Linked DNA regions of Homo sapiens: all the other regions are linked to region 3. The links are chromatin loops, found by intact Hi-C in ENCODE. Cell type or tissue: MCF 10A. All regions are shown on one strand. Links, peaks and the distances in the headings refer to the core of each region. The heading gives the core; the rest is flanking DNA.

The links. Peaks named below come from ENCODE experiments on the same cell type or tissue, not always from the same donor. Only the 100,000 strongest peaks of a DNase experiment are listed, where the experiment ranks them.
Region 1: a loop joins it to region 3, with 10 times the contacts of the local background. A loop is called at or near these places in 37 of 110 quality-filtered maps.
Region 2: a loop joins it to region 3, with 20 times the contacts of the local background. A loop is called at or near these places in 3 of 110 quality-filtered maps.
Region 4: a loop joins it to region 3, with 6 times the contacts of the local background. A loop is called at or near these places in 5 of 110 quality-filtered maps.
Region 5: it touches region 3 in a loop (3-fold over the local background); 4 of 110 quality-filtered maps call a loop at or near these places.
Region 6: it touches region 3 in a loop (19-fold over the local background); 38 of 110 quality-filtered maps call a loop at or near these places.
Region 7: it touches region 3 in a loop (3-fold over the local background); 26 of 110 quality-filtered maps call a loop at or near these places.

Annotation. Positions count from the first base shown.
Region 1 is chr18:7,450,459-7,454,993 of GRCh38, reverse strand. No RefSeq gene overlaps it. Among named protein-coding and RNA genes, the nearest start is that of PTPRM, 110 kb to the left of the region's middle. In MCF 10A, for the core only: a CTCF peak has its summit at 2,468; a DNase peak (open chromatin) is centred at 2,483.
Region 2 is chr18:7,346,947-7,351,481 of GRCh38, reverse strand. LOC105371975 (a long non-coding RNA gene) reads left to right here. Exons shown (of 3, transcript XR_935123.1): 2 at 87-149. Among named protein-coding and RNA genes, the nearest start is that of LRRC30, 120 kb to the right of the region's middle. RefSeq lists a silencer at 3,355-3,526. In MCF 10A, for the core only: no CTCF peak of the experiment used is centred there; no DNase peak of the experiment used is centred there.
Region 3 is chr18:7,270,138-7,274,672 of GRCh38, reverse strand. LOC105371974 (a long non-coding RNA gene) reads right to left here and starts at 2,274. Exons shown (of 4, transcript XR_935121.4): 1 at 2,173-2,274. In MCF 10A, for the core only: CTCF peaks have their summits at 1,799 (motif pointing left), 2,023 and 2,229 (motif pointing left); DNase peaks (open chromatin) are centred at 962, 1,762 and 2,202.
Region 4 is chr18:7,787,854-7,792,388 of GRCh38, reverse strand. All of the region lies in intron 2 of PTPRM (protein tyrosine phosphatase receptor type M), which reads right to left. Among named protein-coding and RNA genes, the nearest start is that of PTPRM, 220 kb to the right of the region's middle. In MCF 10A, for the core only: a CTCF peak has its summit at 2,342 (motif pointing left); a DNase peak (open chromatin) is centred at 2,328.
Region 5 is chr18:8,082,284-8,086,818 of GRCh38, reverse strand. It overlaps PTPRM (protein tyrosine phosphatase receptor type M), which reads right to left. Exons shown (of 33, transcript NM_001105244.2): 10 at 947-1,148. Among named protein-coding and RNA genes, the nearest start is that of PTPRM, 520 kb to the right of the region's middle. RefSeq lists an enhancer at 1,897-2,763. In MCF 10A, for the core only: a CTCF peak has its summit at 2,433 (motif pointing left); a DNase peak (open chromatin) is centred at 2,448.
Region 6 is chr18:8,387,758-8,392,292 of GRCh38, reverse strand. All of the region lies in intron 31 of PTPRM (protein tyrosine phosphatase receptor type M), which reads right to left. Among named protein-coding and RNA genes, the nearest start is that of RAB12, 220 kb to the left of the region's middle. In MCF 10A, for the core only: a CTCF peak has its summit at 2,452 (motif pointing right); a DNase peak (open chromatin) is centred at 2,462.
Region 7 is chr18:7,752,328-7,756,862 of GRCh38, reverse strand. The region is part of intron 1 of PTPRM (protein tyrosine phosphatase receptor type M); the gene reads right to left. Among named protein-coding and RNA genes, the nearest start is that of PTPRM, 190 kb to the right of the region's middle. In MCF 10A, for the core only: no CTCF peak of the experiment used is centred there; no DNase peak of the experiment used is centred there.

The DNA.
Region 1 (4,535 bases), core at 263-4,262, 180 kb before region 3:
CAAAAAGCCCCCTGACGCGTCCACTGCAGCCCCATGGTGTCTTGCCCTCCCTCCTGAGATTAGCCCGTGGGGTGTCTTGAAGGGAGAGCCCTGAAAGAATAGCCAGAGAGGCCCCATGATTTCAGGACAGAGGGGCTCTGTGTTTGCTTCTGGGAAGGCAACCAGGGTCCCAGACATCTTTACCTGCACCAGCCGAGGTGGAGGTAGCAGTGAGCAGATGGCGTCAGGGAGAATCCAGGTTGGAAAGGCCAGTTACAGTCAGCTGAGTGTCTGTGGCCTTGGGCAGCAAGGACAGCCCAAAGTTCCCAGGCTCTGCTGGGAAACTTTCGGAGGAGGACCAACAGAGAGCTTGGGGACGGGATGGGGACATGCTGTGGCCACATTGAGGAGGTGCTGCAGAGCCCATGGGCCCTGTGATGAGGTGTGAACAGGAGAGATGCGGCCCAGGGTTTGCCATCACAGAGGGAAGGCTGCCCCTCAGCCTCGCCCCTCCCTCCAGACCCCAGGCCCTAGAAGAAACTATTAAGATGTGAACTGGGAAGGGGGAAGCACTGAATTTCCTGACTTTACCTGACATAACTGAAAAGGCCTAAAAATGACTGTTTTCAGCTATCACATAGAATGGTGGCTTCAAAGGAAGCTTAGGTTGAAATATAGAGAAGGAAAAATGACATTTTTCTGAATACCTGAGCCTATGCCTTGAACACGTGTATACACTACATCAGTTGTCCTCTGTCAGGAGGGACTTTTGCCCTCCAAGGGACATTTGGCAATGTCCGGAGATAGTTTTGGTTTTCACGACCTGTAGGGAGAAGAGTATGAATTGCTCCTGGCTTCTTGTGGATAGAGGCCAGGGAAACTGCTAAACAGCCCACAACTCTTTATGCAAACTGCACATGAAGGAATTATCTGGTCCAAAACATCAATAGTGCCGAGGTTGAGAACATGCGGGAGCTCTATTGGGGTTTTAAAGAATCATTCTGCAGTGCATGTCTGCCCTGTAGACCAGTTCAAAGTCCTAGAATTGGAATTAGAGTCTGGTGATCGAGGGGTAAGGTCTAGACCCTCTGAGAGAAACTGTGTGTGCAAAGAGAAAGTGGATTTGGCCAGAAGTCAGGGTGGATTTCAGAACTATCAAGGATTTGTAAAAAGACTGCTTTGAATGGAGAGATCAGAGCTAGAATATGGTATACCTCCCAGCTCTGGCCTGAACCTGCCCTGTACACTGCACTACAGAAGTAGGGCAGGCTTAGGGGCACATAGGAACCAAGAGGGTGCATTTGTCCAGTAGGAACTTAGGCTCAGGGAACAAATATCTCTCCTCTTGAAGCCCACAGGCCAAATGACTACTGAGAGAGTATCATTTACTTCTTTAGCCAATGCCAGCTTTTCGCTTTCTCAACTAGGGCTTCCTGCCTAGTTGGAGGGCAGGAAACGCTCAAGGGAGCATTTGGCAATATCGGGAGACATTTTTGATTGTCATGACTAGGGGGCTGTTATGGCATCAGCTGGGTAGAGGCCAGGGACTCTGCCCAAGATCCTGCCATGCACAGGACAGGCCCCTCCCCTCCAACAAGGAATCACCAGATTCAAAATTGTAATAGTGCCAACATAAAGAACCCTGCTCCTGGTCAGTGATTCTCAACCTTAGTTGCATGTCAGAATCATGTATGTGGAGGAGCTTTACTAAAATGTACGGGCTCTGTCCTCTGCAATTCTGATGAATTCTTCTAAGGTGGGACGCATACGTTTTTAAAGCTCTCTGGTTGATCCTGCTGTGCAGTCAGGGTTGAGAGCCTCTGATGGAGACTTTGCCAGGCCTATTAGAGTTCGCTGGTGGAGACTGCCTGCCCCTGTGCCGTTTAACCACCTGGGGTGGGGAAAGGAGACGAGAGCCAGCATGGTATCCACTCCCAGTGCAGGGAAGAGAAGCATCACCCAGTATCCAGATCTCCTGCAGGGCTGGGGGAGTGAAAGAGAGAAACGCGATCCTTTTTTCCTCTTTAGGGTGAGGAATATTCACTAGGAAGAACATTTGTGATGGTTTGAAGTATTCATTGATGTTTTGCCCAAAACATATAGTCCCTATTAAACAATAACCCTCACCCATTTCATTCATTCGGGCTCCTGATATAAAGCCTCTAGTGCCATTTGCTGGAAGGAGTGGAACTAGAGAACAACAACATCCAATTCTTGGCCTTTAAGTTAAAAACAAGTATTGTGGGATGAAGACAGAAAGTTTCTAGAAGAACATTACTGTGCATCCTCTCACCACCAAATAAAACTCCTCTGAAGCGGTGGGGGAAGCATCGGGAAAGAAACAAGGGACTTGGTGATGTGCTGGTGGCCCACTGAGCCAACGCGGATGGGGGTGGCAATAATAGAATGTACTATTTGGGAATCCTTGGGCACCCTGTGTGGAGGAGGCTGGAGGAAGTGGTCCCGGCTCTAGCTCTCTCTGCACTTCTGCATGGGGGCCACCGGGGGAGCTGTAGAGTTCAGATTGTGGCAGGGCAGCTCTGGTTGCAGGGAACAGGGACAGCCCTGAGTCTTCTGTGCCTTAAGAAAGGTAGATCACTGGAACACTTCTCCTGCCCCAGAGAGGGATAGGCCAAGAGAGGGCATTGGGCTTGCTGAAATCCTGTGGTGGAGGGCCTGGTGGGATTATCAGAGAGGGTTCAACCTGGAGGGATGTCTGTGGCCATGTGACAGCCCAAAGGGAAAGTGGGCCCAGAGGAAATGTTATTTCAGGCCTGAAATGATGGAGAAAACCATAATTGCCTAAGACTACATTTTCTGCCATCAAGTAGTATGGGGCTTGAAATGCACGTTGAGTTCTAGAAAAATAAAATGTGCTATAATGTCTTAAAAGACTCGAGTAAATGGCAAGAAAAGTCAAACCTTCTACATATTCAAAGTGCGCAGTACTTCCTAGACCCTGGATGAATTACTGCGAGCATTACCATGTAAACCGAATGACTGTGGCCCCAGCTCTATCAGCTTGATTGCTAGGAATTGGTCTCTCAAAGTGTTCTGCAGGGATGAGGGATCCCTGGGGACTTGCCGTAGGCTCCACCTGGTGCTGTTGCTTCCGCAACTCGTGGTCCCCATGTTGCGGTGAGCCGAGCATCCCTTCTCCCACAGAATCCCTGCTTCAACCCCTGGCTGGCCTAAGGGGAGGGGGGAAGGAGGGAGGGAGGCCCCCTCCTCTCAGTTTCTATCTGTTAGCCATGGGCAGGCCCCGCCTTTTCATCCCCCACAGCACAGCACCTGCCAGAGGATGTGAATTTTATAGTCACAAAATCAAGTGTGTAAAAATGAAACTTTATAACTGCACTTAGTTCTTGAGCCCCCATTTCTGCTGATGGCAGAAAACTTGTTACTGCCAATTGAGTATAAACGATGTTACTAAGTATTTCTCACTCTACTCTGGGTAAAAAGTTCAGGATGTTTTCCTTTCCCTGCTCATGACCTCTCCCCATGGGTAATCTAAGAATCAACTAGGCATTCGGCGGAAGGAGCATCTATTTATCCATTATGTAGCTCAGTTAGGAATTGCAGCCTTTGCTGACGTAACATCCACTTGTGAGTTTTTTTCACTGAATGCCACGGTGCTTCACCTAGTGAAAGTTCTGTGTTCCTGCTGCATTTTGGTTTTCAGGTCTACCCAGGTCACTCTGTTTCCACTTAGCCCTCTCTGTCGATAACCAGAATGTGTCCTCAAGCCCTCCGTCCCTTGCTGTCCTTCATGGGGGCTTGGCAAGCTTTTGGAGGGCTTAGCATATTACCTTTTTTTTTCTAGGTTATTTTAAGGCAACGTAAACCTCCCTGCTAAAACCTCAATGGCTTACAATAATAAAGGTTTATCCTTCAGCCGCACATCAGCTGTGGGTGTGCTCGAAGCTCTTATCACTGGGATCTAGGGAAAAGGAACAGCTTCCATAGGAAGGAAACATTTTGAGCAAATAATACACTTGGCCATACTCTTACCATTCAGGAGTTGGGAGCGACTCAGAGCACAGAGGAGGTAGACGTTCAGTTCCTTTCTTCTAAAAACACCATGCTGTTGTTTCTACAGGCCACACTTGGTTAGCAGGTTGGCTGGGGGATGCCCTTTATTTCAAGATGAGCTGCCTTCTCAGGTTTTACCTCCGTGATCCCCCCCAGTTCTGGGCGTTAGCTATTCTCTCTTCCCTGGCCCATCATCCAGGGGTGTCAGAAGGCAGGGTCCTTTCTTAGACACTCACTAGTGCATGTGCCCTGCTCATGTTCCCCCTAGAATTTTTCTTTTCTTTTCTTTTCTTTTTTTTTTTGTTTTGAGATGGAGTCTTGCTCTGTCTGGAATGCAGTGGCATATCTCGGCTTACTGCAACCTCCGCCTCCTGGGTTCAAGTGATTCTCCTGCCTCAGCCTCCTGAGCAGCTGGGATTACGGGCGCCCGCCACCACACCCAGCTACTTTTTGTATTTTAGTAGAGATGGGTTTTCACCATGTTGGCCAGACTGATCTCGAACTCCTGACCTCAGGTGATCTGC
Region 2 (4,535 bases), core at 370-4,369, 77 kb before region 3:
CTCGAGCCTGGGAGACAGAGCGAGACTCCGTCTCAAAAAAAAAAAAAAGACATTCAAGTGCAACTCTCTGTCCCCATCTCTGTTAGAACCTGAGAACCAACTGGGGCAGCTGCTGAGCTATAATGAGTGGAGCTTTGAGAAGAAACATGGTAAGAAGAATTTTAACAACTTAGCTCAGTTTTATGAATGAAATTCCTTCTTGGTCCTTTTTGCAATTTCATTAATATTTTAAAATTGCTTTTAATCGCTTCATTTGATATCTTAATGGTGTTTCTTTTGAATGTGATGCTGTTCGGAGAACTTGAAAGTTCAGCTTCATTTGGGTGACACATATGAAATGTTATTCCTCTCTCTTTGGTGGAGGAGAAATAAGCCTGCATTCTTTCTGCTTCCGGGTTTTGGGCTGCACATCCACAAAGGCTGAAAGCTGCCATCCCAGGACCATTGGGCTTAGAGGGCCAGGTGCTGAGACAACTATAACCAGAGAGCTCTGCAGCACCCCACGATTTCACACATTCTAGACTCTTCCCTCAGGCTTCTTTGTGTACAGGCATTTCCTCAACTGGGACAACATTGCCCGAGTGGGCAAGAGTACAGCATGCAGATGAATTAGGTCAGAGGCCTGTCCTCACAAGCGCCTGAGCCTTCACCTGCCAAAAAGGACGAAAATTTGATCTCCACCACAGGAAGGGCTTTTTTATGCAGCTACATTTCCAACACCTAGAATAGTGCCTAAATATTAGAATGAAATCCCATGGACAGGGAGGTATCCATTGACATGACCGCTTTTATTTCTTTTCGAAATGCATTTTTAAACATGCATTCCTTCATAACACAGACAAAAATGATGGGGTTGACAAACCTGGACATTGCTTAAGATACAGATGGGCCAGAAAAAAAAATATTTAGAGAAATAGATGGGTTCCTGTGTGCTTTTGAAGTGGAAGAAGAAAGGAATCAGTACTGTCTTCTGCCTGAGATATTCAGTCTAAGAAATATTGCTGTGCTATGAAATTACTTACTATCCAAAAAGAAGGCCTCCGGGGATTTAAAATTATATTGCATGTGTCTATGTAGTATATTACAGCACGTTAAAAAGGTAAAGTAAATTAAAAGCCTTAAAATAATTTACATAATTTTTAAAGATCCCTGTGGCGTATTAATCATGCCTTCTACTCTATTTATCATCTTTTTGTTTTTGTAAATAGAAACAGTCTCAGAATTATGCCACTTGACTAATAGGTGGCCCTTGTGTAGAAATGGCCACTGACCCCTGTCCCCTTATCACGCTACAGGAGTGACCAGTACCAAGGGTCCTGGCTGCCTCTCACTCCGCCAGCGCCCCAGAGCTATTGCTCATGGAGCCCCCACTGCTAGTTTTTAAGTTCAACTTCTTCTCTTTATCCCTAAGTCTTCAAGAACCCAGGTTTTGGAATACCCTTAGTAGCATCCCAACTGTGTTATGATGAATTAGGCTTTTGGGGCTAGCCTGAGAATCTGACCTCCACTGAGAATATGTGGATCAATTGCAAGTCAGTATAGAATGATAATTAAGAATGGGGTTCTGGAACAGGCAGACTACCATTCTTGGTGTCCAGGTTCTGACATGTATTAAGGGCATGACCTTGGACAATGTGGCTGCTCTTTGCCTCAGTTTCCTCCCCTGTAAAATGAGAACAATAGTTACAACCAACTTTATTGGTACTATTATGGGCTGAATGTGTCCCCTCAAAATTCATATGTTGAAGTCTTCATCCCCACTGCCTCAGACTGTGTCTATATTTGGAAATAGGGCCTTTAATGACGGAGGCAATTGAGTTAAAATTACCTCTGGCCATTAGGGTGCGCCCTCATTCAATATGCTTAGTGTCCTTATAAGAAGAGGAGATTAGGACTCAGACACATACAGAAGGAAGACCATGTGAGGACACAAGGAGAAGAGGCCACCCACAAGGAGAAAGGCTTCAGGAGAAACCAACTCCTTGATCAGAGACTTCCAGCCTTTAAAATTGTGAGAAAATGCACTGTTGTGGTGCTTTGCTATGGCGTTCCTAGCAGACTACTGCTGGTACCTTTGAAGATTCCATGAGACAATGCATGTTACATGCTTGGAATAGTGCCTAGCATAGTAAGCGCTCAAGTAATTTTAGCGACCCGTATTATATAACACAATAAGCTGCTATTTCTAAATAACTTCCTTGTGAATTAAGATTTAGATCACTATCTGGTCATAATGTGGGCACTTTTAGGTATCAGGATTAACTTGAACCTTCTCTTCTTTACATTAAACATTCATCTGTTCATTCATTCGTTCATAAAATAAACATGTATTCACTGGCAACTCCCAGTCAGGAACTGCGTTTGGTGCTGGGAGCACAAGATGGATGGCACACAGATTGTAATGCTTCCTTGAGGAGCTTAGAGTATCTGGAAATGGTCCAACATGGCGCTTGGCATCATTAGAAAGATAGATAGAGTGGTAGCTGGAGGCTGGTCAGGTTGAGCATTGAAACAAAACAGAGCGATTGTCCGTCTGCAGAGCAGGCAGATGAGCGCCTCTCTGGACAGGAGGCCACTCTTGGGATGATGTGGGTTTACTAGAGAAGCTCTGCGGTCACCCAGCACTGACCTGCAACATCCAGAGAAAGATGGCTCTGTCTAGCAAAACATTCACGCTGGGCTTGAGCTTAACAGGTTGCAAGCAAAGTCCAGCTCTGCTGGTGAAATTACGGCCGGGGCGTGTTGTGTAGTCTAACGGGAAAAGTGCTGATGCCGACCCATCTACCTGGCCACGCTCTCTAGCAGAGAACTGGAATCGTCACTTATGCTCTGCAGGAAAGCTGCTTTCATAGCTAGGCCAGATTTCTTTGCAATTACAATGTCAGTAATGAGCTTCATAGTTTCTCTCTTTTGTAAAACCACTTCTTCAGGTATAATTGATATACAGTAAAATAGACATATTTCAGTGGTAAAATTTGATGTGTTACACCACAAGGCAGTAAACATAGCCATCATCCCCCAAATTCTCCTCTTGTCCCTTAGTGATCCCTTTTTCCTGTCCTTCCTCCGCACCTGCAGGCAACCACCAGTCTGCTTTCTGTCACTATCAGTTAGCTGGCTTTTTACATTATTTTGAGATTCACCCAGGTTGCTGCTGTGTATTCATGCTTCCTCTCTTTTTGTTGCTAAGTGGTATTCCACTATATAAATATGCTGCAGTTTTCTTATGCAGTCACCTGTTGATAGACACGTGGGTTGTGTCCTTTTTGGGCTTTTGCAAATAAAGTGGTTATGAACATTTGTGTACAGGTCTTTGCATGGATCTCTGCTTTCTTTTCTCTTGGGTGAACACCTAGGAATGGAATGATTGGATCGAATGGTAGGTATACGTACATCTCTTTTTTTTTTTTTTTTTGAGAAAGAGTCTTGCTCTGTTGCCCAGGCTGGAGTGCAGTGGAGCTATTGCAGCTCACTGCAAGCTCCGCCTCCTGGATTCACACCATTCTCCTGCCTCAGCCTCCCGAGTAGCTGGGACTACAGGCGCCCACCACCACGCCCAGCTAATTTTTTGTATTTTTTAGTAGAGACAGGGTTTCACCATGTTAGCCAGGATAGTCTCGATCTCCTGACCTCGTGATCCGTCCGCCTCGGCCTCCCAAAGTGCTGGGATTACAGGCGTGAGCCACTGCACCTGGCCGTATGTACACCTTTTTAAGAAACTGCAAACTGTTTTCTGAAGCAGCTATATCATTTTGTATTCCTACCACAAGTGCAAGAGATTTCTAGTTCTTTCACATCCTCATCCATATGTTCAGTCTTTTCTAATTTTAGTCATTTTAATAGGTGTGTAGTGGTATATCATTGTGGTTTTAATTTGCATTTGTCTAATGGCTATTGATGAAATGTTTGTTCAAATCTTTAGCTGACTTTTTATGGGTTGCTGGTTTTCTTATTATTATGTTTGGGTTTTTTTCTGGATGCAAATACTTTATCAGACATATGCTTTGCAAACATTTTCTCTCAGTCTATGGCTTGACTTTTTATTCTCTAAACAGTGTAAAGAGCAGATTTCAAAGTTTAATGAAGTCTAATTAGCCAATTTGTTCTGTTATGGCGCATGCTTTTGGTGTCATATTTAAGAAATCTTTGCCTAACCTAAGTTTACAGTTTTTCTCCTATCTTTTCTTTGAGAAGTTGTATAGCTTTAGGTTTTACATTTAGACATATGGTCTCTTTTGAATTAATATCAATTGGGCCAATTTGGTTCATAGTTGTATTCAGGTCTTTTATACCCTACTGATTTTCTGTCTAATTGTGCTGTCAATTATTGAGGGCGGGGTCCTGAAATCTTGGACTATATTTATGGATTTGTTTATCTTCCCCTGTGCTTCTATCAGTTGTTGCTTCATGTACTTTTGAAGCTCTATTATTAGATCCATATTGAGGATTGTTATATCTTGCTGATGAATTTACCTCTTTATCATTAAGAACTGACCTTCTTTATTCTTGGTAATATTCTTTGCTCTGAAATCTAC
Region 3 (4,535 bases), core at 141-4,140:
TACAAAAATTAGCTGGGCGTGGTGGCGGGCACCTGTAATCCCAGGCTGAGGCAGGGGAATCGCTTGAACCCAGGAGGCGGAGGTTGCAGTGAGCCGAGATTGTGCCATTGCACTCCACCGTGGGCAACAGAGTGAGATTCCATCTCAAAAAAATAAAGAAAAAATGCAGGCCAGCCTCGGTGGCTCACGCCTGTAATCCCAGCACTTTGGGAGGCTGAGGTGGGTGGATCACCTGAAGTCAGGAGTTCAAGACCAGCCTGGCAAACATGGCGAAACTCCGTCTCTACTAAAAATACAAAAATTAGTTGGGGATGGTGGCACAGGCCTGTAATCCCAGCTACTCGGGAGGCTGAGGCACCCAGGAGGCGGAGGCTGCAGTGAGCCAAGATCATGCCACTGCACTCCAGCCTAGGTGACAGAGAAAGACTGTCTCAAAAAAAAGAAAGAAAAAGAAAAGAAAAAAATGCATAAGTAAACATCCTATCAAAGAATGGAAATGCCAATACCTATGAAATTGATTAGATTTAACAAGGAAGATGTTACCATCATGATGAAAGCTGTTGAAAAGCATAGTAGCTAGGTCTAGTTTAAAAGTGCATTAATTCAACGCAACATGTACATTTTCATGCAACAAAAGACCCACAGTGGCATTTTGACATGCTTCCCTCCCCTTGGATCCGATTTGTATGAAAAGTAAAACCATACTAAGAGACCATGAAGATGTCATGGGTGCGGGGGCTGTGACAAGATAGAGTGAGGAAATTTTATAAGGAACTTCTGGCAAAAGAGAGGAAATAAGCTGTGCTATGGTGTGACCTTTAGTGAAATTTTATGTCACATTTGAGCAATAAAAGGAAATGAGTCAACCGACTCCCTTCTCCCGTCTAGGCTGGGAGCCATGTGCTGAGGACCAATACTCCAGTCCCACTCGCTCCCTCTCCCGCCACTGCTAGGCTGGGTCACAGCCCAGGGGGGTGAGAATGCGGTTCTGTGAGTGTGCCAGGGACTCAACTATTGTCTCAGGGCTCCAAATCCCGTCCGCGCTCTGCCCTCTGAGGGTGGGGTTGAACTGTGAGCCACATCCTTGCTGTGCCTCCAGCTTCCTGTCAGGCTGTGCCAGTGGAAGGTGCTAGAAGGAACTGGTAAGGAGGGGAGCAAGGAGGGACTTGATTTTCCTGTCCATTCCCCATTCTTGAGTGTTCACACTCCCTCCCAGCCGTGTCAGTCCCTCACCATAGCAGCAGCTGAATCCAGTTTGCAGTGTTCCTAACACTCACAGAACCAACCTCATCACACACACCCGGAGACCGGCAGCAGCTGAGCAGCTCTGCGGGCCCCTGAGCTTTTAGGTCCTGGTGTCTCCAGCCTCAGGGGTGGCAGCCGCTCCCTGCTGTTACCTCCTCCCTGGCATCCACCATTATCCTTTTGTTTTTTTAGTTCCCCAGCTTCAACCGAATGCATGGTTTACAATTCTTTATTATTACATTGTCTCTCTTCAGATAACTGGTGTGGCTTCTGTTCCCTGGCTGAACGCTGGCTGATACCATAAACAAAATGGAGTTTTTGGAATAGTGGAGGCTTTGCATGAGTATTTGCTGAATGAATGAGTGAGTGAAGGAGTGAGTGAGCCAGTGCTCCCACTGCTGTCTGTAGCTGTCCATGCCCTTTGCACCTCGCAGGAGGAAACCAAGGCGCAGCTTAGAGCCCTCAGCCTCAGACTCAGCCTCCCTCGCCTTGTTGCCGCGACTTTCATCCAGCTTTGGGGCTCCCTCCTGTGGGCTCTGCTGGTCTCAGACAGGGCAGCAGACACAGTCTGGGCACCCCAGGGTAAACATAGCCCCGGCCAGATGCGCCCTTGTGTCTGCACGAGGCCACTTGGAGCTAACGGGGAGGGCCAGTCGAGCTCTGCGTGTAAAACACAGCGTTTCTGTTGTTTCTGCCAGGCCTTCACATACAGCTCCCAAACTCCGGCAAATCTCAAACGTAAATACCCTGCTCTAGGAAAGAAAGTAGCCAGGGGGAGAAGTCTGGTTGACTATTACCCAATTGAAGTCCCACAGTAGGAAGTAAATGAACCTGATTAAAGAAAATGGAGTACATTTCTGGCTTGGCAGAGAAAAAAATATATAAATAAATTTTTATATGGGCCTGAAATTTTCCCTTGTTACTTACTTAGGGGCTGGAATCCTAAAACGAGAGTGCCACCTGCTGACCATCGTCAGACTCCGATCCGAGCGTCGCGGGTATTTCAAGGCAGGTGCCCTGAGTGGCACAATGGGGGCCAAAGCATTCTATGTGAACACCGCACAAAGGATTCTAGGCGTGACTGCCGTGGCCATGTAGTTTCCACAGGGTGTTTGGCGCTGCCCAGAGTATGTGGACTTGTTACCTGTCCAGCACCAGGCACTCCTCTGTAAAAGTGCCTCTGTGAGGCCGGGCCCGGTGGCTCACGCCTGTAATCCCAGCACTTTGGGAGGCCCAGGCGGGCGGATCACCTGAGATCAGGAGTGGGAGACCAGCCTGGCCAACATGGTGAAACACTGACTCTACTAAAAATACAAAAATTAGCCGGCATCGTGGGGTGCGCCTGTAATCCCAGCTACCCAGGAGGCTGAGGCAGGAGAATCACTGGAATCCGGGAGGCAGAGGCTGCAGTGAGCCAAGATCGCACCACTGCACTCCAGCCAGGGCGACAGAGCAAGACTCTGAAAGAAAAAAAAAAAAAAAAAGGCCAGGCGCGGTGGCTCACGCCTATAATCCCAGCACTTTGGGAGGCCGAGACGTGTGGATCACGAGGTCAGGAGATCGAGACCATCCTGGCTAAAATGGTGAAACCCCGTCTCTACTAAAAATACAAAAAATTAGCCAGCGTCGTGGCAGGCGCCTGTAATCCCAGCTACCCAGGAGGCTGAGGCAGGAGAATCGCTGGAACCCGGGAGGCAGAGGCTGCAGTGAGCCGAGATCGCACCACTGCACTCCAGCCAGGGCAACAGAGCAAGACTCCGGAAAAAAAAGAAAAAAAAAGTGCCTCCGTGGAACATCTGGAGTATCCCTGCTTTCTGACAAAACTCTTGGCAGATGAAACTGAAACGGCACAGTTCATGAGTGGAAATAAGTGATTATGGCTTTGGATTAGATACAATAAGTAGATTAAAGAACCTGTGCCAGGGAACCATAGTGTGGTAGAGCCAGAAGGAAGCCTTCGAATATTCTTTGTGAGAAAGCCATAGTGAGCCTTATTTTTCAAAATAATTTCAACCTTTATTTTATACGCAAGGGGTACAAGTGCAGGTTTGTTACCGGGGTATATTGTGTGATGCTGAGGTTTGGAGTATGAATGATCCCATTACCCAGGGACTGAGCACAGTGCCCATTAGGTAGTTTTTCAGTCATTACGCCCTTCTGTCCCTCCCCACTCTTGCAGTCCCCAGTGTTGACTGTTCCCTTCTTTATGTCCGTGAGTACTCAATGTTTGGCTCCCACTTATTATTTTTTTTTTTTTGAGACTGAGTGTCACTCTGTCACCCAAGCTGGAGTGCAATGGACTCCACTCACTGCAACCTCTACCTCCCGATTTTAAGCGATTATCCTGCCTCAGCCTCCTGAGTAGTTGGGACTACATGCGCCCACCACCACGCCCAGTTAATGTCTGTATTTTTAGTAGAGATGGGGTTTCATTGTGTTGGCCAGTCTGATCTCGAACTCCTGACCTCAAGTGACCCACCTGCCTCGGCCTCCCAAAATGCTGGGATTGCAGGCATGAGCCACCGCGCCTGGCCTTGGCTCCCACTTATAAGTGAGAACATGTGGTATTTGCTTACGTTTCTGCATTAATTTGCTCAGGATAATGGCCTCCAGCTGCATCCATGTTGCTACAAAGGACATGATTTTGTTCTCTTTATGGCTATATAGTATTCCACAGTGTACATGTACACATTCCACATTTTTTTTAATCCTATCCATTGTGAATGACCATCTGGCTTGATTCCATGTCTTTGATATTGTGGATAGTGACCATGAATCTTATGAATGAGGGCAGTGGTTGACAGTTTGTAGTTGCCATTTTAGGGTATTGGAAAGGATGGTCCCATGTAAGAGCTTTGAAACTACTGGTGATGATGAGGATGATGATGATGGTGATAATAAATAGTGCTTGTTAGCCCCCTCCCTGAGGGGAGGTGAGACACATTTCCCAGTCAGTTTCCGAAACCCCCAATAAAAAATGTAGTACTTCTAGACAAAATTAAATGAGGATTAAAATGCAAATATGCCACAGAACAGAAAAAAACATAGACTCATTTGTGTAACTCCAAAGAGCAAAGTGTTTGCAATTAAATGACTTCCTGAAACAAGTTTTGGAGTGGTGCATGTGTGTGAGGACTGTCTGGCCTGGGTGAGCTAGAGATGAAAACCTGAAAAGGAATCGGGGGTGGGGATTTATTCCAAAGGCCAAAGGAAACACAAAAGGCTGGAGCGGCGCTTGACAGAGTCCTCCTGGCCATGACGTGATCACCATGGCTGATCTCAGATACATG
Region 4 (4,535 bases), core at 138-4,137, 520 kb before region 3:
TTCATGCACCTTCTGGGGTTTTCCTCTGTGGAAAGAGAAGCCAGAATAGTCTTTACATGCCTCTAAAATAAATCACATCTCCCCAGCACAAAGTAAAAACTGAATTAAATGTAGCATACAGACCACTATGAAGAATAATCTACAAAAATTATGATGTCATCTCTAAGTACCTACTGGTACCAACAGCTTTAAATTATGGGTTAGCATTTTGGTTTATTAAGAAGCTCCTTCAGATGTATTAAAAATCCGTTTACTTTTAGTATTGATTTTTTGATAAATATATTATCCAGAGAGGTTATATGCAGTGGTTTCCCTGGAAAAGCTGACATTTATTCAATGATATTTGCTTTACTGAATTAAGTAGCAATATATGCTCATATATCTTTGCTCTATCTGGGAAATTATCAGAGTTAAGGGAAGAGAATATTTTATGAAAATATTAGGGTATGGTTTAATAATATAAAGCTTAGGAAAAAATCTACTTGTGTAAGATCTAGTTGTTATGGATTAATTCTTGACTTTTATATCAAAACATCATAAAGTTAATTCTCAAAACATTATTTTAGTCAATTAATTGGATTTTTAAAGATAGCACTCCTTTATAGAACAAAAAAGTAATCATTATATTCAATTTAAATAATGTTCTCCTGTAATAATTTACCAGGACCATTTTATTAAGTAATAACCTCTAAGGCCAAGTGGGGCAGAAGTTGCCAGCTACTCATCAAATGTCCTTTTCTTCTTCTTCTGTGCATCCAACTAAACCATACTCCCAGCTGCCTTTCTCTCCACTTCCAGACTTAGCCCACAGAAACCTCCACACAGATCCTCCAGGGACTTTTCCTGTGCCATCTGGATGTCCACTTGACATCTAGAATCTTGGAAAATACATGTTGAAGATGCAGAGTCCTTTTCAACCAGGATGTCTATGTGTAACAAGCTCCCAACCCAACCACCTCCAAGCTGGGACCACAATAGACTATAATGTGAATGGGAAATAAAGGTCCACAGTGTTACTGACATTGTGAGATTTATTTGTCACAGCATCTAGTGTTACACCAAGACATACGTTTTTTCTATTATGTAAATTCTTAGCAAAAAACAAAGAGTTTCCTTTTCTTTGGAAAGTTCTTTAATCTGAAAAAAAAAGGGATCTAGACCACAGGGCCTACTGAATTCAGATGTGTCCTATTCTCAGATCTCAGTAAGTCGATAGACATATATGAAATAACCATGTCATTTGCTCTTATAATGGCATAAAAGGTAAGTAAAAATGTCTTACATGAATGTAATTCATTATTTAGCTTGGAAAAGAACACATTTGTAAGATGAGTCTTCAAATAATGAAGAAAGCCTTATAATAAAAAATAAATAAACATGACAAACTACCAGCTCCTTTAAAGAGCATGCCTTTTATCACAATTTGTTTTTTATTGATTCATGTTTGGTGAGTTATTTTGCATATGTGTTTTTTTTTTTAAAACCAACTTTCATTTTCAATTATTAAGAGTTAGCAACCACTCCCATGAGCTACCTCGGAAGGTTACCTTCCTTTTCTTTTTAATTTACTGGGAGAAAGTTTATCAGCTTAGAAAGAACTGGACTTAAGAATTTAAAAACCAGTAATTTTTCCCAGGTGATTAGTAGAAATAGCAATAAAGGCAGGAAATGCAACAAATGGCATGACTTTCTAAAGGGCTTCACACCAATTAATACTTTTGAAAGGTTTTATTGCATTTGTCAAAGATAAGTCTTAGAGAGATCTCCTCTTTAATACTCGTAAAATAGATATAAGTGAATCAGGGAGGAAAGAAAAATAATCACTTGAATCAGAAGACCCTTTCAAAATAAGACTGTTAATAATCCCTTCCTCTTTGTGTCAGTGGGTATGCAGAGCCACAAGCCACAGAGGAGAGGCTCTCTAGCCGCTATGCTGATCCCAGAAAACCGTGACCAAACTTTACCCTGCTGGCTGAAAAAGCATCTGACCTCTGGGATTTACTCTGAATCAAAACATGGGCAGGATGCTGCCTGTGAAAGGCTCACATGGGATTTAAACGTGCTCCCCTGGAGCTCAGAGGATTCTCTCTTCTGTGCTTTGCTGAGAATATGTCTCTAAAGAAAATATTGTTCGTATCTACTGGGGAAGGTCAGTAATGATAATGACCTTATGAGATGCAAAAGTAAGTAAGAACTCTTAAGCAGGCCAACAAGAGGAGGAAAAGAAATGCAAAAGAGCATATTCATTAGCTCATTTGCAAAACCTGACACTGCATCTTAACTAGAAGTCAAGCAAAGTCACCTGGGGCAACAGCAGAGGCCCCAGTGAAGGAGCAAAGAATTCCACGTCTCCATCTGCTGGGGGATTTAAGGAATTACTGAAATTTTAAAGTGTGGCATGGCTTAAAGCTTATCAACAATCTTATTAAAGATAAATTAAATGAGAAAAGAAGCTACTGCCTCATTTCAGGGGTAAGAAAATGTGAATGCTCATACTAATCACAACTACAGACTTTTATTACTTAAAGGTTGCAATGAAACAACACACAACCATTTCTCTTTTCAGTGCCAGGGTAACCGTATATGAACAAAATATAGGCATTTTATGAAGATAAGCGGTCTCTCAGCGAAGGCAACCCTTCCCTGCACAAGCACAACTATACTTGAGAAAGGAGAATGATATGTATTCAGCTTCCTAAAGATGCCAGCCAGAGCAAATGGGCAGATAGCGACTTCTGGCTGTCTTGATTACATCTATCAAATCTTAGCGTTTTCAGCCTGCTAGGGACTCCAGATAACAAGCCCTTTCTTAAGTGAGTCCCAGGCTTCAAAAACCACCATAATGGGTAGCCAATTAGTAGAGGAAATTAATCTTCAGCAAGTCTATGCCACTTCATGAATTTAATTTTCTTTTCTTCCATTCAGTGCATTATTCTAATGCTTGATTTTTCTGTCAAGTAAAGCATTGATCAACTTTGCTAACCTCAGAAATCTGTGACCTCAGAAACCTTGTACATAGATCCTCCAAGACAATATTAATAATAATCATCATCATCATCATTTAAAGACAGGGTCTCACTCCATCACCCAGGCTGGAGTGCAGTGGCACAATCACGGCTTGCTGCAGCCTCAACCTCCTTGGCTCAAGCAATCCTCCTGCCTCAGCCTCCCAAGCAGCTGGAACTACAGACATGTGCCAACATGCCTGACTAATTTTGTATTTTTATTTTTGTAGAGACAGGTCTTGCTATGTTGCCCAGACAGGTACTGAACTTCTGGGCTCAAGCAATCCTCCTGCCTTGGCTTTCCAAAATGCTGGGATTACAGGTGTGAGCCACTGTGCCCAGCCCAAGATATTCTTTATCTGGTAGGATACAATAACAGCTATTCCACAGTACATACTTCATAAGTATTTACTGAAAAAAAAGGAGAACCAAAAAGCTAGGGAGGTCACCCACTTAGGTCTCCTTCCTGAAGCTTAAATATTAACTATCTATAACAGCTGGACAAATCTATAAAGATCATCAGATTCCCTTGGTAACCTTTCCCATGGCTATATTAACAAAAAGCTCAGAAAATGTTTGTCTATGATGCCTTTCAAATATTAGCAAATTCTGTTAGGACTCATTTCTTAGGAAATAAATATGTTGCCTTACAGAATTGGGCTATTGATAGGCATGTGACTATTCACCTATGGGATTTGCTATCCATGCACATGAAATTTCCATTAAGCACAATTTTCAAGTCTTTCAAAACATGTTTAGCCACCTTTGTATCATTTTGTCACTACACACTTCATAAAAGGGGTTGGAATTATTTCATCATTACAATATATATGACAATTTCACCGTTAAAACTCCCAGAAGCAGCACTACTGATGGAACTTAGATAAGCTCACTCATATATGTTTTAATATTTCACTTTCTCCAACCCTCTACCATCCAGAAAGCCTACACCTAATTCTAAGTATATGAATACTACTCATACTTTCATATTTTTCCAAAGCAAAATATTTCATAATCTCAACCTTCATAGAATTAATATTTACAGTTATGTGGCTTCATACAATATAATTTTATGTGCATTATTTCATTTGATAGCCTAGTAAAATAGGCATTTATTAGTATAAAGAGGGACTACTTCTCAAAAACAGGAATGAATTATTTATATTGACTTTATTCAAAAAGAAAAAGAAAACCCTAACACTCAGGGATAGTCTTTTGCAATGCTTCCAAAATCTTTTTCCCTTCTTTCTTTTCCTTCTCAACTTCTCTGAGCCTGTAACTGTAACTTATCGAGGTATGCTCATCACTTAGCATGGCCTAGGTCAGTCGTTTTCAAAGTATCTGCCAGAGACCCCTGAAATCCCTGAGACCCTTTCAGGGAGGCCACAAGGTCAAAACTATTTTCATGATCATAAGAAGACATTATTTGACTTTATTATTCTCAGTTCACGCTCAACTCTCACAGGTCTACACCACTGCTCTCATGCCCAATGGAAGAGATGTTTATGGACTCTTGTGTTTTCAAACTTT
Region 5 (4,535 bases), core at 208-4,207, 810 kb before region 3:
TAAAAAGAAAATTCTAAACCCTCCCTCAAAACCTAGCCAAACACTTACAATACTCTAGTTGTGAATATTCCTTTCCTTCAACTCCAAATGATAACTTTTATTAATACAAAACAAGGAATGAGAGATAAAAGATATAAAGGTCAGGCTAAATATTATTGACCTAACCATGGCTGATAACAAGAGTTAGCTCCTTTCCCTACTTCCACCCCACCTGCTCCACCCCAAACAAAATAGTTAAAGCCAAAACTCAACACTTCCACACTCATACCCAAAGGGGAAAAAATGGGAAAAAATATTCATGCAATTTTTTTATTGCTGTTGTATATCCCATACCAGATGGCAGCTTAATTTCCTCTAGTCTGAAGTACAAAGACATTTTCTGCACAGTTGAACATGCCTAGAAATATTTCTCAAATTACGTCTTTTGTTAGATGGCATAATTAAGTCTCTAAAAGCAAAAAGCTGGAGGCCCTCAGTTCCTGGTACCCTCATGTATTTGCCTCTCTCTTCAGGACAGAAGTTTCTTATGGTAGAGATCCCAAGGAGGCTGATCCTTCAGGAAGCAGACTCTATATGACTGTCTTTCTGCAGAGCTCCCGATGGTTCATGGTTCATTACAGAGATTTTTCCAACAGTACTGCTCTGGCAACTTGGGATTGACAAGGGGATGAGAGTGTCTCAACAGAACCTTCTGCCTCATGCCCAAGTCCTCCAAGACGCCCTGCTAAAACAATAGCCACTTCCTAACATGTGAGGATCTTAAGCTCCCAAATGAGAAATATTTGTAGTACTTCATTTAAAGCTGTGAGTCTGAGCTTCAGGCATCCAGGAGTATTCCTTTGGATACAATGTTAGTGTGGGCGAGCTTGGCATACTTGACAATGGGAATGAAAACGGACAAAAATGTTACTTCTGATAAAAGACACAACTCACGAATGTAGAGTACCTGATATTTTGGTGGTGAACTGGTTTGTTGCTGGAGGCCCAAAACCCTTAGCTGTGCTAGCTCGGATGGTAAAGGAGTATGTGGTCCCCGGATACAGTCCAAAAAACAGAAAATGGGTTTCATTTCCCAGCTTTGAAACTCTTCCACTCTGATTGGATAAATCTATTTCTGGGTCAAAGGAACTGACTGCTTTGTAGGTGATCTGCAAAAGAATGAGAAAGTGATAAAATATCTGGAGCAGATGGACTCAGATTGCATCTTTATCCAATAAACCCTTCTGATGTATGCACTGTCAGACACTTTATGATAAGCTCCTACTCAGACTCTTGAAATCCTGAATCCACTGAAGGGATGAAGGAACTCCGCCAAAGCTGCTGAGTTATTACTTTTATAGACAGGGGAACTTAAGCCAGTAGATTAGAATATACAGGATGAGTTCGGGGTTAAGCTAATACTTTGAAGTTGTTTGCTTTCAAAATGTCATTTTGTAAAACTACATTACAATGGGTTTAGAACAAAATAAGAAAATATACAACTAGCTCAAACAGATAAGATACTGACAAGGATAAGGCCTCATCTTTAATCTAGTGGCCATAATTTGACTTAGGATCATTACCTATTGGGAACGAGGGCACTGAAGTGTTTTCATCAATGTGGGTGAGGACATCTGCTCCAATGACTGGAATCCTAGACAGATTCCAGTCATTCCTGATGCTACAAATAGAGTGATCATTATGGGTCATATTAATTTCTTTTCTTTAGAGCAATGTCTTCCAATAGAACTTTCTGAAATGATGGAAATGTAGCCACTAGCCACATCTGGTTACTGAGCATTTGAAATGTGGTTAGTGAGACTGAGGAACTGAAAATTTGAATTTAAATTGCCATGTGTGATTAGTAGCTGCCATATGAGACAGTGCAGTTCTAGAAGTTTTCATGATACTAGCTACATAACAGATATTCAAAGCATGTTGGATGAGTCTGAAGTGTTTGAAAATAAATATAACATAGGTGCCTTTAAATCCTACCCTTTCAAATGATATTTTAAAGAATTTCACTATGAGTAGTTCATCAACTATTCAAGAACATGCACTTTAGTGGTGATTACTAACTTCTACTGGTTGTAATGACATAATTTTAAAATGTGGCATATTCGAAAGTTTTAAATTGCAAAACTGAGCACTTTTCTTGCTTTTAAATAGGTAAACTTACTTGTAATTTATGTGCATGAACACTAACACTGTTATTATACGAAGTGATAATTGACATTCTTTCTTCTTATATTTATACCATGTCATTACAATTAGGAAGACCTCTCTGAAAGAATATTTAGATTGAATCAACTAAGCTTTAGCAAGAAAACTGTTTGCTATATATATTAATCACTGCACTGCATGACACTATTGGAGTCATGCAGAGTATCTATTGTTAATCCTCTAACAGACTTCCTCTGCAAGGTTAAGGAAGTCAAGAAGAGACAAAGCCAATCTACCCCCTAGTGGCTGAGCGAAGGACGTCAGCGATGTAACCGCTGTATGATTACTTGGTCCTCCATTCGGATACCTCCAGGGAACAAGGCAGTTTGGAGGAGACGGATCTAAACCTCTATTATGAATGCATAATTGCTTCCAATGTTTACTCACTAATTCACCCACACATTTGAAACATATTCATTGAGCCCCTCTCATGTGCCAAGCACTGTGTTCGGAGCTGGGGTCTTGCATGGTGCTTTAGGAATCGTACCTTCCCCGAAGGAGGTATCAGTCTGGTAGGGGAAGGGGAGAAGTGATCCAACAACTATGACAAAGTATAATTAAAATGAGGACTGACGCTGCCCACCGTGGCTAGCTTAGTGTTCTCATTCATTTTATTGCCTGTCTAGAAACCTTAATGAAACATAAATGCATACGAGAGAAAGCCCAAACTCCTTAGTTTTGCTCTCACCTTCTCCAAACTTACTTCTGAATCTGTGATACTACACCATTATATTCCTTTCTGTTCTGGTCAGAGGATAAAGACTAACTGCCCTACAAACACTAATGGGGCTTTTCTGACACTGCTTTTGCTCGTAAGCTTTCACCTGCCTGGAACATGAGACAGTTAGCTCTGTTTCCATGTTTTCTACCTATTCAGATTCATTTACTTTATTCAAACATTGATTGAACACTGACACTCTGCAAGCACCATGGCCAGCAGGTAAATACACGCCCTGTTTCAGATAACTGAGAATCTGGACAGGGTGGGATGGAGCTGGGGAGGCATACAGTAAGTAAATGAATACTTTCAAAACACCAAGTTCCATGGAAGAAACGAATAGGGTGCTAAAATAAGGAGAACTGTCAGGGGAGAGAGGTTATTACACAGCCACTTAGAGTGGCTGGGGAAGGGCCCACTGAGATGTCAGTTAAGCTGAAGAGATTTGAACTTTCCCAAGGAGTTAATCATGCTGAGAGTTTGGGGAAGAACAGTAGGAACTAAGGCAGTGAAGCGGGAGTGAGTGGGCACAGTATATGAACAGAAAGGAGGTCGGTGTGGTTCCTTGGGGGCTTGAGAAGTGGGTAGGACCATACTGTACAGTGCTTTGCACCCCAAGATAAAAAGTTTGGATACATACAACAGGAAGCCCTTGAACGTTTTTAAGCATGAAAATAAAATGATCTAATTTCCCTTATAAAGAGTTCACCCTGACTGCAGGTGGAAGGTTGATTTGATTGGTGGGGCAATTGAAGTAGTAGGGAGGGCACTAGGAAGTACAGCAGAGTCCAGGGCCTAGAGCTATAGCACAAGGGAGAAAATACAGGGGCTTGGAATAAGGTGGGGCTGGTACAGACAGCAAGAGATGAAAAGAATTGGCATCTTTTAGAGATAAAATGGACAGAACTCAGTGAAGGACTGGATATAAAAAAAAGAGGATGGAATAAAGGATAGGTTCCATTTTGGGCTTGATCAGAAGACGGTCCCATGTATCGAAAAGAATGGAACATATGAGGAGAAATTTACAGACACAGGTGGACATACTAAGTTGGAAATGCCCACGGCAGTCAGGTGGACACACATGTATGACATGAAGCTGTGATTTGAAAGGACTGGGCTGGAAGTGAAGACTGGGGGTGATGAACATTGAGATGATATTCAATTCTGGAATGGAGGGGGTCACTAGGGAAGGAAGTTTAGAAAAAAAAGAAGGGAGCCTGGTACCACTCCCTAATGAATGTAGGTATTTAATACAGGATAGAGGAGGAGAAGCCAACAGAAGAGCCAGAAATGCAAGAAGAGAGCCAAAGGAGAGAAAGCTGTCACAGAAACCAAATGAAAAAAAAGCAGAGAGAGAAGGGGAGAGAGGGAGGGAGGGTGAGAGGGAGGGAGGGAGAGAAGGAGGGAGAAAAGGAGGGAGGGAGGGAGGGTTGGTTTCCAAAGATGAGACTGGGACAAAAAAAGTACCCATCCATGTCCCAATCCAGAGTTCTCATTCTGTGTATCTGTAAAGCCTTCCTAAACCTGGCCTAACAATCACTAGATCCACTGAATGCCTGTGTTGTGACTATTCATACAATTCACTGGGCAATGAATCTTGGAGTACTGTGAAATC
Region 6 (4,535 bases), core at 147-4,146, 1.1 Mb before region 3:
AAAATAATAACATTACTGTTTTAAAATTATCAAATTTCTAGTCAGTGTTCCAGTTTCCCAGATTGTTTCTTACAGCTGCTTTTTTAAAAAATCCACTCTCAGATTGTTTCTTACAGATGCTTTTTAAAAAATCCACATCTAGGCAAAGTCCACAGATTGGATTTGGTTGGTATGTCTTGCAAATTTATTTTACTCTGTGAGTTCCTCTTTGCTCTCTCTTTTTTCTTGAGAATTTATTTGTTGAGGAAACAAGTTCATCTGTGTCCTGTAGAGAGTCCCACATCCTAGATTTTTCTCATTCATCACATCTCTGTGATATTATTTAATATGCTGCTTTCTAACTCTGTATTTCCTGTAAATCGGTAGGTAGTTCCAGGGCTTGGTAAGAATTCAAGATTGATTTATTTATACAAGGATACTTAAAGTATACTTTCATTAGGAAGCAAGCCAAAAATATCTGGTTGTCCCTTGTTTTATGGTTTTAAGAGAGATCATCGTGTTCGGATATCAGCTTGATCAGCCCATTATGAAATTCTGAATCAGTTTTTTAACTAAAGTATAATATACCTACAATAAAGACCGTAAGTAGACAGCTCAGTCAATTTTTACCAATGCATACACCATGTAACCACCATTCAGATCAAGATACAAACCACGTTCAGTCCCCAAGAGGCTCCCTCACGTTCCTTCCTCAACAATACCATCAGTATCACCAAAGAGAATCCATTCTTAAGCCTAGCATCATCAATTGTTTTTGCCTGTTTTTCAGCTTTGTGTAAATGAACCATACACTATGTCTTCTTCTGAGACTGGCTTATTTCACTCTGTGTTGTCTGTGTGAGAATCACCCACGGTGTTATATTGGTAGTTTATTGTTTTATATTGCTAAGAAGAATTCCACTGAATGAATACCCACTGTACAATTTATCCAACAGCTGATGAATGTTTGGGCTGTTTCCAGTTTTTAAATATTATGAGTAAACCTGTGATAAGCTTATCTTTTGGTAGATGATTCATTTCTGCAGTCATTTCTCTAAGAACAGAAGAGCTCAGCCTCAGACTGCGTATATGTTTAGCTTTGGTAAATGCTGTCAGTTTCCAAATGGTTGTACAGTATTTACTTCCTTCCTACAGTGTATAAGAGTTCCAGTTACTCCACAGCTTCACTAACACTTGGGATTATCATTTATTTGTCTGTCTTTAAAATTTCAGCCATTCTGGTGAGTACACAGTGGCATGTGATCCTGGTTTCAATGTGGATTTGCCTAAAAATGAATAATATTGAGTAACTTTTCTATGCTCATTGGCTATTCGGGACATCTTTATTATTATTATTATTATTATTATTATTATTATTTTCTTTTTGAGACAGAGTCTTGCTCTGTCGCCCAGGCTAGAGTGCAGTGGCACGATCTTGACTCACTGCAAGCTCCGCCTCCCGGGTTCACGTCATTTTCCTGCCTCAGCCTCCCAAGTAGCTGGGACTACAGGCACCTGCCACTGCGCCCGGCTAATTTTTTGTAGTTTCAGTAGAGACGGGGTTTCACCGTGTTAGCCAGGATGGTCTCGATCTCCTGATCTCGTGATCCACCCGCCTCAGCCTCCCAAAGTGCTGGGATTATAGGCGTGAGCCACTGCGCTGGGCTGGGACATCTTTTGTCTTCAGTGAAGTACCTGTCAAGTTTTTTGCCCATTTAATAAATTGAGTTGTCTATCATTTTCCTACTGGCTTGCAGTACAGCAGTTCTTCGACATTGTGGCCGAGTCCTTTGTCAGACACATGTATTATAAAAGTCTCCTCCCACTGCCTTGCTTCTTCACCCTCTTATTGCCATCTTTTGATGAAGAGAAGGGCTCAATTTTAATGAAAGTCCACGTTGTCAATATTTCTTTTAAGGCTATTGTTCTGTGTCCTGTTTAACAAATCTACCCGCGGTCGTGAAGATATTCTCCTATGTTTTCTTCTAGAAGCTTTGTTATTTTACTTTCCCCTTTTGGTCTACCATCTATCTAGAAGGGATTCTGTACATGGAGTGAGGGAGACCAACGTGTCCAGGCAGTCTTCCCCACCCACTGCAGTGCTGCGTTGCAATGGCATCTTTGTTGTAAGTCAGATGACGCTGAGGTACGGATCTGTCCCTGGACTGTCTCTTCTGCTAATTAGAAGATTAGCTGTTTTCTATCCTTGCCTTACCATTACACCGCTTTTCCTATCAGCTTTGCACCTAATACTTTCGGCAGCTGTTGAAGACCACTGTCTAATCTATTATTTTCATCAAGAGTTGCAAAGTGGTGAAATCTTAATTCTATCCATTTAATCTAGCTTTATTAGCTGGGAGACACATATAAAGAAAAACACTCTCTATTTGCCTACCTTGAATATCTGTGGCTCAAGGAACCATTCACTTCAAAGCACCGGCAGGTCTTGTCTCAGCCGGGAACTCTCCACCCACAGCCGTTAGGTGGCGCTACACTATGCTGAATGCCATGCTCTTACCTCCAAGAGGAAGACTGGAGTGGTTTGATTCTTTCCTGGCCAGTACTGGGGGATGCCAATGTAAACTAACTTTGTTTCTTATAGCTAAAAAAAGCCTTAGATTTAGATATATAAATGTAAACAAAAATAAACATTCTCACCAGGCCTAGGTCTCATGCCCACCTTGATGCTAAGAGAGCAAGAGACAGCCCCACATGAACAGAGGCGGGGCTTTAGGGAGGGGGGAGTATTCCAAAGAATAATCAAGGTTCTCTCAGTGGAAAATGGGAAGAGATGCTGCACAGGCAGGAGAGAAGAAACAACGGATGCCTCCCACCGTCCACTGTGAAGAACGGCTGATTGCTTTAGGTTTTACATGGAACAGCAATGTCACTGGTTAGTTCTGTGGTCACAGCTGCCTCTGGGAAGTGTGTTGTTGACAAGGTGCAGTGATTTAAGAAGTCTTTATGTCTTCTTGTTAGGCCTGTCCTGGTGCCTCAACTTCTTCGAGTCACTAGTAACTTAGTCCTGTGGGTTAAAGCACTGACCCTTTTTAGAAAGCTGCTAATCCCGGGGGGAGCGATGCATTATACATCTAGCTCCAGACGCTGGGGGTCTCCAGATGCAGGCAGGGGTAACTGCAACCTATTTTTAGTATTTTAGAAAAATCTGATATATCTAATACAAACGAACTACAATGTTAATATTCTTTGCTGGGATTGTATCATCTCAGCGTGAGCCTCTTGTTCTGATCAGAGGTTGGATCTGGATTGAAGAGAAATAAAAATAGGGATGTGGACTGCTAATGAATTCTTTTTGTCATTTTCTTGATAGAGATTTTTTTTTTCTTTTCTTTGAGATGGAGTCTCGCTCTGTCCCCCAGGCTGGAGTGCAGTGGCGCCATCTCGGCTCACTGCAAGCTCCGCCTCCCGGGTTCACGCCATTCTCCTGCCTCAGTCTCCCGAGTAGCTGGGACTACAGGTGCCCACCACCATGCCTGGCTAATTTTTTGTGTTTTTAGTAGAGACGGGGTTTCAACGTGTTAGCCAGGAGGGTCTTGATCTCCTGACCTCGTGATCCACCTGCCTTGGTCTCCCAAAGTGCTGGGATTACAGGCGTGAGCCACTGCGCCTGGCCAACAGAGATTTTTTAATGCACTGGGTCCATGAGAAGAAAGGGGGGATGACAGCAACTAGAGAAAGGTGAGGTTAATAAACTGCTTTTTAGAGGACAAAAGATTGGAACTTCTGGTTGAAGACAACTGTGGGTAGGTTCTTAAGGCTCCTTCCAAAGGAATATCAGTTTCCTGCAGGATGAGACACTATCGTGTTTTGATCGTTGAGAGGCAGGCAGAGTCCTGGGCTTCCAGGGAGACTTTGCAGGCCCGGGGTAGGAGGTGGCATTGCATCAGACAAGGGCACTGACTGGAGAGTAACCCACGCCCTGAGCCAGGTCTGCAACTTTAACTAGGCTTGATCTACCCGGAGTGAAACTTTATTTTGCCTTCAATTTAAGAGAGATCTCATTGTGTACTTCTAATGATACTTCACTGAAAAGTGACATTCGCTTATCCTTTAAATTTCCCCAAATTCTCTAAACATCTTCCTTATCTGCCGTGACTTTCTAATTGCCTGTTCTATTAAGCCGATTGCAGCTGGTTGATTAGCTACATATCACTGCCAATGAGAAAATGCAGGTGAAAGTGCTTTGAGAAACATGGCATTCTCCATTCAGTGGCTCTCAACCTTATTATCTCAACACATTGAAATCACCTAGGCATTTAAAAAAAACACCCATGTCTGGGCCCCACTCCCAGAGATTTTGATTTAATTGGTTGGGGTGTGGCCTAGGTGTGGGCTTTTTTTTTTTTTCATGTAAAGCTCCCCAAATAATTCTCAATGTGCAGGTAAGGCTGCGGGCTATGTGTAGCAGGGGTGCCCATATTTAGCACCTGCAAAACCTGCTGGCCTGGAAGCCTCATTCTGGGGACACTGGCTGTAACCAAATGCTCCCAATATACACATTCTCCCAAAAAGCATGCACGCGCGCGCACACACAC
Region 7 (4,535 bases), core at 298-4,297, 480 kb before region 3:
GCCTGGCAAAAAAGGAGGGCAAAAACGTTGTCCCCCCTTTACAACACAAGGGAAGCCATCCGAATGATGTGGCTTGCCTGCAGTCCCAGAGCAGATGATGCCAGAGGTGGAATTTGACCACTGGTTTCCCAACCCCTAAGAGGCACATTTTCCTTATTGTATATATATATTGTATATTGTACATACAATTGTTATATACAATCATAGTGGGATGACTATTCCATGGATGCTCCTCACAAATCTACTACATAAGTAAATTGCATCTCTACTAAAAGGCACACATTAGATGTCATCCTTGAATTTTATAGCCAAACAGCACTGACATCTCAACACCACTGGAGATCCTTTACAGACTTATTAAGTAAAGATTTGATGGTAACAGAAACAAATTAATTAACAAAAGGCATGGAGAAGTGAGATTTATTTCCTCAAATTGATATCCGAGAAAATTTGCTCCCAGAATCAACTATGGATAATTCTGCCAAACAAATCAATCCTTTACAAACTAAAGCATGTTAATTAAGCAAGAGCACTTGGAGAGGCAATACACTGCACTAGGCATGTTTACAGAAGAATGAGGGATGCACAGAATTAACTGCTTGTTTGCTTTTCAATCTGCATCAGAAACCTAACTGGAGAAACCTAACCTAACACTGAAAGCAACCACAAGGAACCATCAAGAAAACAGACACAAGGCAAGGGTGCTCAGAGATCAAAATCTCTCTTCAAAATTGAAATGCTAATGTACTCCAGACTCGGAATTGCTGTACTAGAGAGGAAATTAATATCAAAGCTGGAACAGTATCTACTGTTCCACTCAGTAAGATGAAAACAATGGAGTTTGGCCAAACAGTACAAGGAAATATAGGAATCTGATACAACAGAGGAAATGAAGACAAATCTTGCAAAGAATTCAAAATGGAACAAAGTTGTGCAACTTACCCCTGTGCAAGTGGAACACTAGAGGGAGAACAAGTTTTGTGTTGAAAACTGTATGACCACAGCAGCCTCTCAGCTTAAAAGTCCATAGTCTTCAAACTCTCACCTTAGCTGCCCGCACAGCGAGCAGCAGGTAAAGGACCAGTGCAAAATAGAAAATCTGTAGAACAGCACAAATATAATTAGTGTAACCTATCACTTTTTGAAGGTAGGATTTTCTAAATAAAAGGCTTGGCTATGCTTTGGGCCAATGATATTTAAGAAAAGCAACCAAGAAATGAGGGCAGATTGTTTTCATCTCATTTTATTTCTAGACAGTTTAAAAGCCAAATGACACACATAGCACAAAATAAAATTCTTATACCTATCCTCATATCCTATTTTTGCTTCGGACCCAAATTCAGTCAGCCACCAACTCAGTTGCTCTTCCACATGGGCCACACATGCCCCTCTCCTCTGCTGTAGCAGGAAGACCACCCTTATCCATACCCCAAAAGGCTGTGCTGCCATTTTCTTATTCCTCTTCTCATTTCTGGTCTTCCTCCTCACTATATAAACATGCTGATTGAAGAGATCACAGTATCCAACTCCTGGAAGGAAACTTCAAAATAAAAAGCTAAGCTTGTTTTCCATACTCACCTCCAATAGAGCCTACTTTGAATCTTTCCAGTTCATCTTTTTTTTTTTTTCAGGCAGTCTCTGGTTTGTCTGTGTTTTTAATGATAATTCTACCCCTTCCTGTAGGGCTACGTGTCTCTCCACTACTACTAGTTGTTTGATTTGTCTGATTACTATCTTCAAATTCTTGGTCCCAAGTATTACAAAGTGTACCCTGGTAAATTTAAACAGAAGAGAGTTTCACCGAAGGGTCAGTGATAAATGGTAAGATTAGAGAAGCATGCTCCGGCAGGAGCCTGAAGAGGAGACACGCACAGGATTGGGCCACAGCACAGTCTGCTCAGGAACACGGACGCTCACGGCCACTCATCCAGCCTGTGCCCTTTGCAAAAGCCTCACAGTGAATAATCTCTAACTAGTTCAAAGTTCACATTCCCTGCATTAAGCTTCCAGTTGGCTGCATGGAGTCACAGATCCACATTCCAGCTACCAGGGAGCAGACAGAGGGACTATCCAGCTCTCTGTGGCCTCCTCAGAAAGAGGTAAGATCTGCCTCCCATGTGCCTTGGGATCCCCCCAAACATCACTGTCCACTCCTGATGCTTATTTCTTGAGAGAACAGACCATGAAATGAATAAACAACACTGATACAAGGATGCTATGACAGGGAGTGGGACTGCCAGTTCAATCAAAGGACTTGTTACCTCATTTTCAAGTGGCATGACTGCTTGGCAATTATTCCAGGTAATATGGAAAGGAGGCTGACATCTCAATACTGAGAGACAATGAAGACTGGCAGGGAGGGAACATCTTGGGAGCTAGAAGGCTGGCCTATGGTGAATAATCCTGGTGTCTGTTGGTTTACTCTTCACATACTCACTGTTCAGCTATTTTCTTGCTCTGTGTGTCCATATTTGTTTTAGATTCAAGTACCTAGAAGAGGATAATTTGTATTCTATGAAATTCTGCCTATAAGAAGCACACAGGAAATGTCGGGTAATTGCACAGGGTCTCTTTAAACTGCTTAGTACAAGATCCAGCAGAATGCTGTGCACATTAGGATTCTCAAAAATCATTCACTGATGACAAAAACTACAAGGTATATGATGAAAAGAGTAAAGAAGAAATAGAAAACCAAAACACAACCATACAACATGGGCTAAGACTTAAAATGTCAACTAATCTATATTCAACAAGAAGTTCTAAAGCATTTTCACATACTGGAAATATAAGCTTGTCATTTTGAAAAATAAAACACAATAAAAAGGAATACTGCACCCATAGAGATGTATGGGGTAGGCTTCCAGCATACACATGAACCATTACTTTACTGGTGCCAAAATGAAATAGGAGGAGATGGGTCAAAAGTGGAGAAGGGGGGAAAAGGTGAGTAAAGCCAAAAATCCAACAGTGTAGCAGGTCCCAAAATGAAATAATGTGTAGACAGCCAAAAAAAAAATAGAATTATAAATGAAGCCAACAGAAAATGGTATGACTCCACCAATAACATTAGCAAATACGGCCAAAACAAAATGATATGAACTAACACTAAACTGGCAGTTGAAAGAACAGTAAATTTAAGCATTTAAAACTTTTTAAAGGTGTTATGGCAAAGAAAGTCTGCAGTTACAGATAAACTCACTCTGTTGATTTAAACCTATTTATATTACATATAGTGAGTGAGAATGGAATTTGATACTTACTGATCTCTTACTACGTTGTGTTGACTTAACTTACCTCACTTAACACTCATACTCAACAACCCTACCATATAGGATGTACTGTGCTCATTTAGCTGATGGGCAAACTAAGGCTTCGAGAAAGAAAAGATTTCTCAAGATTATATAAGCAAGCTAATGATAGTAACTAGCACTCAAATCAAGATGTGTCTGCTTTCAAAGCTTATTTTCTTTCACTCTTAAAACACGCTGCTTCCTCTTAAAATGTAGAAAATAAATATATCTATACATATATATGTATAGATATACATATAATTCTGACTTTACTTTCAGTCAAAATGAAGAAAAATATCTACCTCTATACAATCAAAACAATACGGACACACATAGAAAAAGGAAACCCATATCCACCTCAATTTTTTTCTTTCACAAATGTAGAGATAACTTGCTGGCTCTCAATGGATGATTTACAAAACTACTAGTTTTTCCAAACAAACATGTTCAGTCAAATACATATGGCTAGAAAGAGACCTGTATCCCCTTCCAAACTGGTTTTGGTTCTCTACTAAACCAAAGGTTTGCAAGACTGCTCCTCCCCATCTCGTTCATCACATTACCAGAATCTGCCCCTCCCCCCAAATCATTAAACTCCTAAATAACTTTTTATTTTAAAGAGGGGTTAGACAGAAAGAATACTTACAAAAAATAAAAAGAAATAGATTTTAGACCAGGAATATCTATCAAAGTAACTAATAAACTTAGAAAACACATTCATTGCCAAGTGCCTAACTAAAAGGCCAAAAAACATCTAGGTACGTAGTTTTCTCTGAGTATTGTTTTCTATGACACACGAGTCTATGTCTAACATTAATAAAATCTAAAATTGGCCAGGCACGGTGACTCATGCCTGTAATCCCAGCACTTAGGAGGCCGAGGTAGGCGGATCACCTGAGGTCAGGAGTTCAAGACCAGCCTGGACAACATGGTGAAACCCCATCTCTAACAAAAAATACAAAAAATAAAAAAATTAAAAAAATTAGCCAGGCATGGTGGCATGCACCTGTAATCCCAGCTACTCGGGAGGCTGAGGAAGGAGAATCACTTGAACCCGGAAAGCAGAGGTTGCAGTGAGCCGAGATCACGCCATCGCACTCCAGCCTGGGCGACAAGAGCAAGAGACTCCGTCTTAAAAAATAAAAATAAATAAAATCTAAAACTAACCATTACTGTCATGTTTCCTACCTTTTGAAATTATAGAAATTTTTTTAAAAAAAGAATATATTCGAGGCCTAGCATACA